2 separate regions of the Homo sapiens genome follow, and region 2 is linked to region 1. A link is a loop called in an ENCODE intact Hi-C map of the cell type or tissue named here. Cell type or tissue: endothelial cell of umbilical vein. All regions are shown on one strand. Links, peaks and the distances in the headings refer to the core of each region. The heading gives the core; the rest is flanking DNA. Region 1 has its middle 290 kb from the start of TET2. Region 2 has its middle 27 kb from the start of LINC02503.

The links. Peaks named below come from ENCODE experiments on the same cell type or tissue, not always from the same donor. Only the 100,000 strongest peaks of a DNase experiment are listed, where the experiment ranks them.
Region 2: it touches region 1 in a loop (6-fold over the local background); 2 of 110 quality-filtered maps call a loop at or near these places.

Annotation. Positions count from the first base shown.
Region 1 is chr4:104,859,502-104,862,431 of GRCh38, forward strand. No RefSeq gene overlaps it. Among named protein-coding and RNA genes, the nearest start is that of TET2, 290 kb to the right of the region's middle. In endothelial cell of umbilical vein, for the core only: a CTCF peak has its summit at 1,228 (motif pointing left); a DNase peak (open chromatin) is centred at 1,220.
Region 2 is chr4:103,932,683-103,935,612 of GRCh38, forward strand. No RefSeq gene overlaps it. Among named protein-coding and RNA genes, the nearest start is that of LINC02503, 27 kb to the right of the region's middle. In endothelial cell of umbilical vein, for the core only: a CTCF peak has its summit at 1,728 (motif pointing left); no DNase peak of the experiment used is centred there.

The DNA.
Region 1 (2,930 bases), core at 188-2,687:
AGGAGCCTCTCAAGCTCTATATAAGTGGAAAATTATCTCAATCCCTGTGAACCTAGTTCAAGATAAATAACTGCTGCTTTTGCCGTGCTAACTCTGTCCTTACTTTTTACCTATGTTTTACCTTGCAAATGACACCCCCACCCCCGACTACCTACAGAGATATATGAGGGCACCGCTTTAAAACCCCACTTTGGCTAAGCTGAGTGGAGCTGGAGCTATATTACAACTGCGGTCCCTCCCTTCTCTCTCTAGTGCAGGCAGCAGCACTCAAGCAGTTAACCACCTTCTAAGTGTCCTGGTAATACATTCCTGCCGCAACACTCCTCAGCTCTCCAGAATCGGATTTCTGAAAATGTCTCTACACAGAGACATTCGCTTCCCCGCTCAGCAGAAAGGGCTGTAGTCAGGGCCAAGGAGAGTAAAATATGAGCTTACGAATGTGGGGCAGGACATACATTGTTTTTTTTTTTGTTTTTTTTTTTTTTGACTCAGAGAACTCAAGCTTCTGCACGACAGTGTGAGTCTCCAGCAAACGCCAGTCTTTAAAATGCACATAAAGGATGACAATTTGTTCCCTGAATATCACTGGCTGGCAGAGCCCCTGAACAAATTATTAGAAAGTGTGTGGGTGGAGGAGGATTTAGTCCCAATTATTAACCTACTGGAAGCTATATATATGCAACTATAATCATATATACTCATTATCATATCTCCAGTTGCCTCCAAATGCTGGCATTTAATGAGTTAAAGTCCAATGACTATGGCAATTAAGGTTATAAGTAAAATACTCCTCAGATATTTGACTGAAAGTATATGCTTGCTCTTCGTACTTTGTAGGAAGAGCACAGAGAGGCAGGAAAGGAAAGGAATGGGTTTTGGAGAGCACATCAAGCCAAAATAACACACTTGTTCTGACCATCCTAGGTACTGTGACAATAATTAGGAGGAAGAATACCCTTCTGTGGGTTGGAAAAGCCAGGAAGAAGAGACTTAAGTTAAGCTAGCATACATCAAAAATAATTGACAATGGTTAGGCTTCATTGTAGAGAAGCCTGCACTGGCATTGCAGCCACCAGCCCACCACCCACCTAAGAATTATTATTTGAAAAGGATGTCAGAGGATTATAGAAGATCCTTGTGTCTGCTCCAATTAGGATCAACACTTCTGCTGCTTGCTCACTGAGCATTCAGTAATGATGAAAGCATATTGACCCCTGCTGGAAATGTGTAGAACTGCAGCCTTTTTCTCTGGCCAAATAGGATTTAAAAGGAAGGCATCTTCTAAACTACCATTTACACGTATCAAGCCTAAGGGGTATGTGTTTGTTTGTTTGCTTATTTGTTTTAAAGAAGGCTTTATATCACAATGCCAATATGAAACTAGTTTACTCATTGCAAACATTATTTCAAAACATTTCACGAACCCAAGACAAAGCTTCTTCTAATGATATAGCTTTATATTTTTTTGTACAGAGCTTAATCACTATCTTGTTTAAAATTGTAAGCAACAGCCAGTGAGCATCAAACTTGGGTCCTCTCGATTATTTCTTAGAAGTCTCTGACTTACTGACCTCAAAATATATTATTTTCAAAGAAACTTAAGATCAGGAAAATGTTCTAACACTCTAGGTAATTATTTTGTTTCCACTCTAAATACTATCCCAAGGGTTAAATCTCTGTGACAGTTTTCTCCTAAGATATTTTCCACACAACTAAGGGCTCTAAACTTGTATTGCTATGCTAGAATATTAATCAGACACTCTACCTTCTAAGAATTCTTACAGAAAAGTTCAGGGAAAAAAATATTTTCCAGTATATTTGGGGGTCACCAAGTTTCCACCTAAGTGCTTAGAGGACATGGAACAGTTAACTCATACAGTACATGACTTGTTATTTTGTGGAATGTACTAAAATGATGTAGATATTATAATTCTTGCTCTGTGTTAGGGGTTTTAGAGAGGAAGTATTTCTCGATATAAGTTAACAGAATAATTATCAACGTCAGCAGTCAATATAAGCTCTCCAGCAGCAGCTAGACTATGGTCTCTTGGCGTGTTCTATTAGCTGGCCCACTCATGAGGTTCAAAGCTTTGCCAAGACTAGGAGGCCATTCTGTGTACAGATCAGTAGCCTGGCTCCATATAATGGTTGCCACAGCACCCCTCAACTCAACCCATTGTTCTGAAAATGCTATCAGTTAAATGCTATCCATAAACACTATCAGTTAAATACAAAAAAAAAATTGCAAGCTCTATTCTTATTCCATGTAGAGAAATTTGAAGAACATATTGTATTTATGTGAGTTCAGTGGTTATATTAATATGATGTTCCTTTCTTTTAAAACAAATAAAAAGCACCTCCATGATTAGGGTAAATTAAGGACAGGCATGCCTCAGAGATCTTGTGGGTTCTGTTCCAGAAAGCTGCAATAAAGGAAATATCACAATAAAGCGAGTCACATAATTTTTTTGTTTCCCTGCACACATAAAAGTTATGTTTACACTATATGGTAGTCTATTAAATGTTCAATAGCATTATGTCTAAAGAAACCATGTAAATATCTTAATTTAAAAATATTTTGTTGCTAAAAATGCTAACAATCATCTTAGCCTTCAGTGACTCTTAACTGTTCTGCCTGTGGAGGGTATTGCCTCAGTGCTGATCCCTGCTGACTGATCAGGGTAGGGGTTGCTGAAGGCTAGGGTGGCTGTAGCAATTTCTTCAAGTAAGACAACAATGAAGTTTGCTGCATAGATTGACTCTTCCTGTCACAAGAGTTTTCTCTGTAGAATGTGACGCTATTTGATAGCATTTTACCCACATAATACCTCTTTCAAAACTGGATTCTGTCCCCTTAACCTAGGCAGCTACTTTGTCAACTCAGTTTCTGTAATATTCTAAATCCTTTGTTGTTATTTCAACAATTTTCA
Region 2 (2,930 bases), core at 307-2,806, 930 kb before region 1:
TCAAAACGTTGTGTACATAAAATATTTGATATGTGTGACTTATCCCATTTTATCGCTAGTTAAGATTATTTTTAAAACCTCTATATACTGTTTCCATGTATCATTAAAACTCTTTGAGGAGTCAATATTGTCAATTTTTGTACTCTCAGATCCTAGCAATGAGTTTATTATATAATTCATTAATATAACAGATTAATTGATCTTGTGAGCATAAAAATATACAGATAGGACTTTAATAATAAACTTAATAACATCTACCCAATAGTTCAGGAGTCACCAAGGGCTTTAAATTAGATCATTTAAAACTGTGTGCCCAATCAGGTTACTTAAAAATTGCTGCCTATAGAAAACCTGAGAGGAGGTATTACCAACTCTAGCATCAAGAAAACAAGTTCTGCCACTTACACCATATGCCACTTGCATGTTGATCTCAAATATACCACAGCCTAGATCTTCATGTTTCATAAGGGTAAATGATTAAGAATATCCTCAGCCTCAATTTCAGCTCTAAATTGGAAATAATTGCAGCATCTATGTCATAGGTTTAAAATTAGAATTAACCTACACTTACAGTGCTAGCCATATGGGAAATATTCATAAATATTAGCTAATGAGAAATGGACAAATAAAATTTAAAAGCAAATATTAAACAGATATTATCATTAACCGTCTCCAGGAATAAATTCTAATTTAAAAGTGCATTTAAAAAAAGATCAGCCCCGGGCGCGGTGGCTCACGCCTGTAATCGCAGCACTTTGGGAGGCGGAGGCGGGGATCACGAGGTCAGGAGATCGAGACCATCATGGCTAACACGCTGAAACCCCGTCTCTACTAAAAATACAAAAAATTAGCCGGGTGTGGTGGCGGGCGACTGTAGTCCCAGCTACTGGGGAGGCTGAGGCAGGAGAATGGTGTGAACCTGGGAGGCGGAGCTTGCAGTGAGCCAAGATCGCGCCACTGCACTCCAGCCTGGGCGACAGAGCGAGACTCCGTCTCAAAATAAAATAAAATAAAATATAAAAATAAAAAAGATCAGCTGTTACATTATTTCCAGTTCGGCTTGTATTATTAAAATCATATGTAAGCACACCAATTTCCCAGCAATAAATAAAGTATAAACTTAGGAAATAATAGGCTGAATGTGAGAGAAATAGACAATATAGTAAGACTGGGGCAGGATTTGTAGAACAACACAGGAGGTCCTAAGTGGTTAGTGGTCAGTAACAGGCACACTGTCATTTAAGCTCTTAAGAAGAGAGACTATATCCCATTTATATTTCTATCATCTCTATCTCTATCATCTCTATATCTATCTCTATCATCTCTCTATTGATCTATCTGAAAACCTCTAAGTATAGAGCTAATAGTGATGACTTGAGGCATTATTTCTTGATTAAACATAAGTGAATGCCAGGTCAAGGAGTATCAAGTCAGAGAATGCAGCCGATTTAGAGAAAAGAAGGCTTCTAAGGCTACCTAAACAAAATAATGATCTCATAGGGATTTCATGGGAAGCAGATCTTTGGATCACTAAAAGTTATAGGCATCAAACAAAACCACAAAGGCAAATGGAAAATTAAGTAAGATCAGAGGTGAAGTTGTTATTTACTGATAGGATAATTTTATGTGAACTGTTGGTCAAGTATCTATTTTGTCTATAAGGCATTAGTTATAACTTTTAATTATTAGTCAAACACTGCCCTCTAGTGGCAGACCTTCAGTTTAGCATTGCAAATAGTGTGAACATTTGATAACACTAGATCTCACTTCGCACACCACAATTTGTTTTAATTTTTTCTTAGGTAGAAACTCTATGTAGACATAATATATATGTATTTCCTTATGTGTATGCATGTATGTCTAACTATTCTTCATATTTCATTTTACTTCTATGATATCTGGAGAAAATATTGAAAATGAAGAATGATACATAGCAGAAACCATAATTAAGAACTTTGACTAATTATCAATTATTTCAATATCAAATATATTTTTTATTCTAAAATACTTAATTTGCCGTATTAAGGAGATTTATATAATTTAATTATTCTACTTTCCAATATAAATGTAAAGACAAAAATAAATATACTTCTTTTCTCTTTTGTTCACCAGCCAGAGGCTAAGGAGGTTAGTGGAGATAGGCAGGGAGTACCAGGAGAGGTTGGTCATTGGGTGCAAAGTTACAGTTAAACAGAAATAATAAGTTTTGGTGTTTTATAACACAACAGGGTGACTACAGCAAATAATAATGTAGTGTATATTTTAAGACAGCTAGAAGAGATTTTGAATATTGTCACCACAAAGCATTGGTAAATCTTTAAAGTGATGGGTATGATAATTACCCCAGTTTGATCATTGTACTATTTATACATGCATTGAAAGTTCACAATTTACTCCATAAATACATACAATTGTGTGTCAATTATAAATTTTGAAACTAAGTTAACTAAAGAAATCTCACCATTTGACATCCAGGGAAGAAAAATGAGTCCCAATTTTTCTGCGACTTCAGCTACAGTGAGGAAAAAGGCAGAACATGTTCCTTTTCCCTTTGCAAAGATGTGAGATCTTTGTGCGGTTCAAAAGTGAGCTTGAGCCTATTTAAGAGTCTAGGTTTCCTGGTGGTGGAACCAGCTCTTAAGAAAACATAGAGCTTGCTCCACCTGTGATGGAGACTCCCACTAGCAGGTAGCCTTGGGCAGGAGTGTTTTTCTAGTTCTACCATTAAACAACCTCCAGGCATATACAAAACTGTCATCACAAACAGTGTGATGATCCAGTCTTACTCAACATTAATATTTTCTTTACTATTAGAGGCTTGAAATATGTAAGTTACCCCAAATATAGTTATATTATAACACACAATAGATCAAGTTTTAAGAAAATTCTAAAGAGAGAATGAGAAGAAAGAGGAAGAGAAAGAGTGAAAG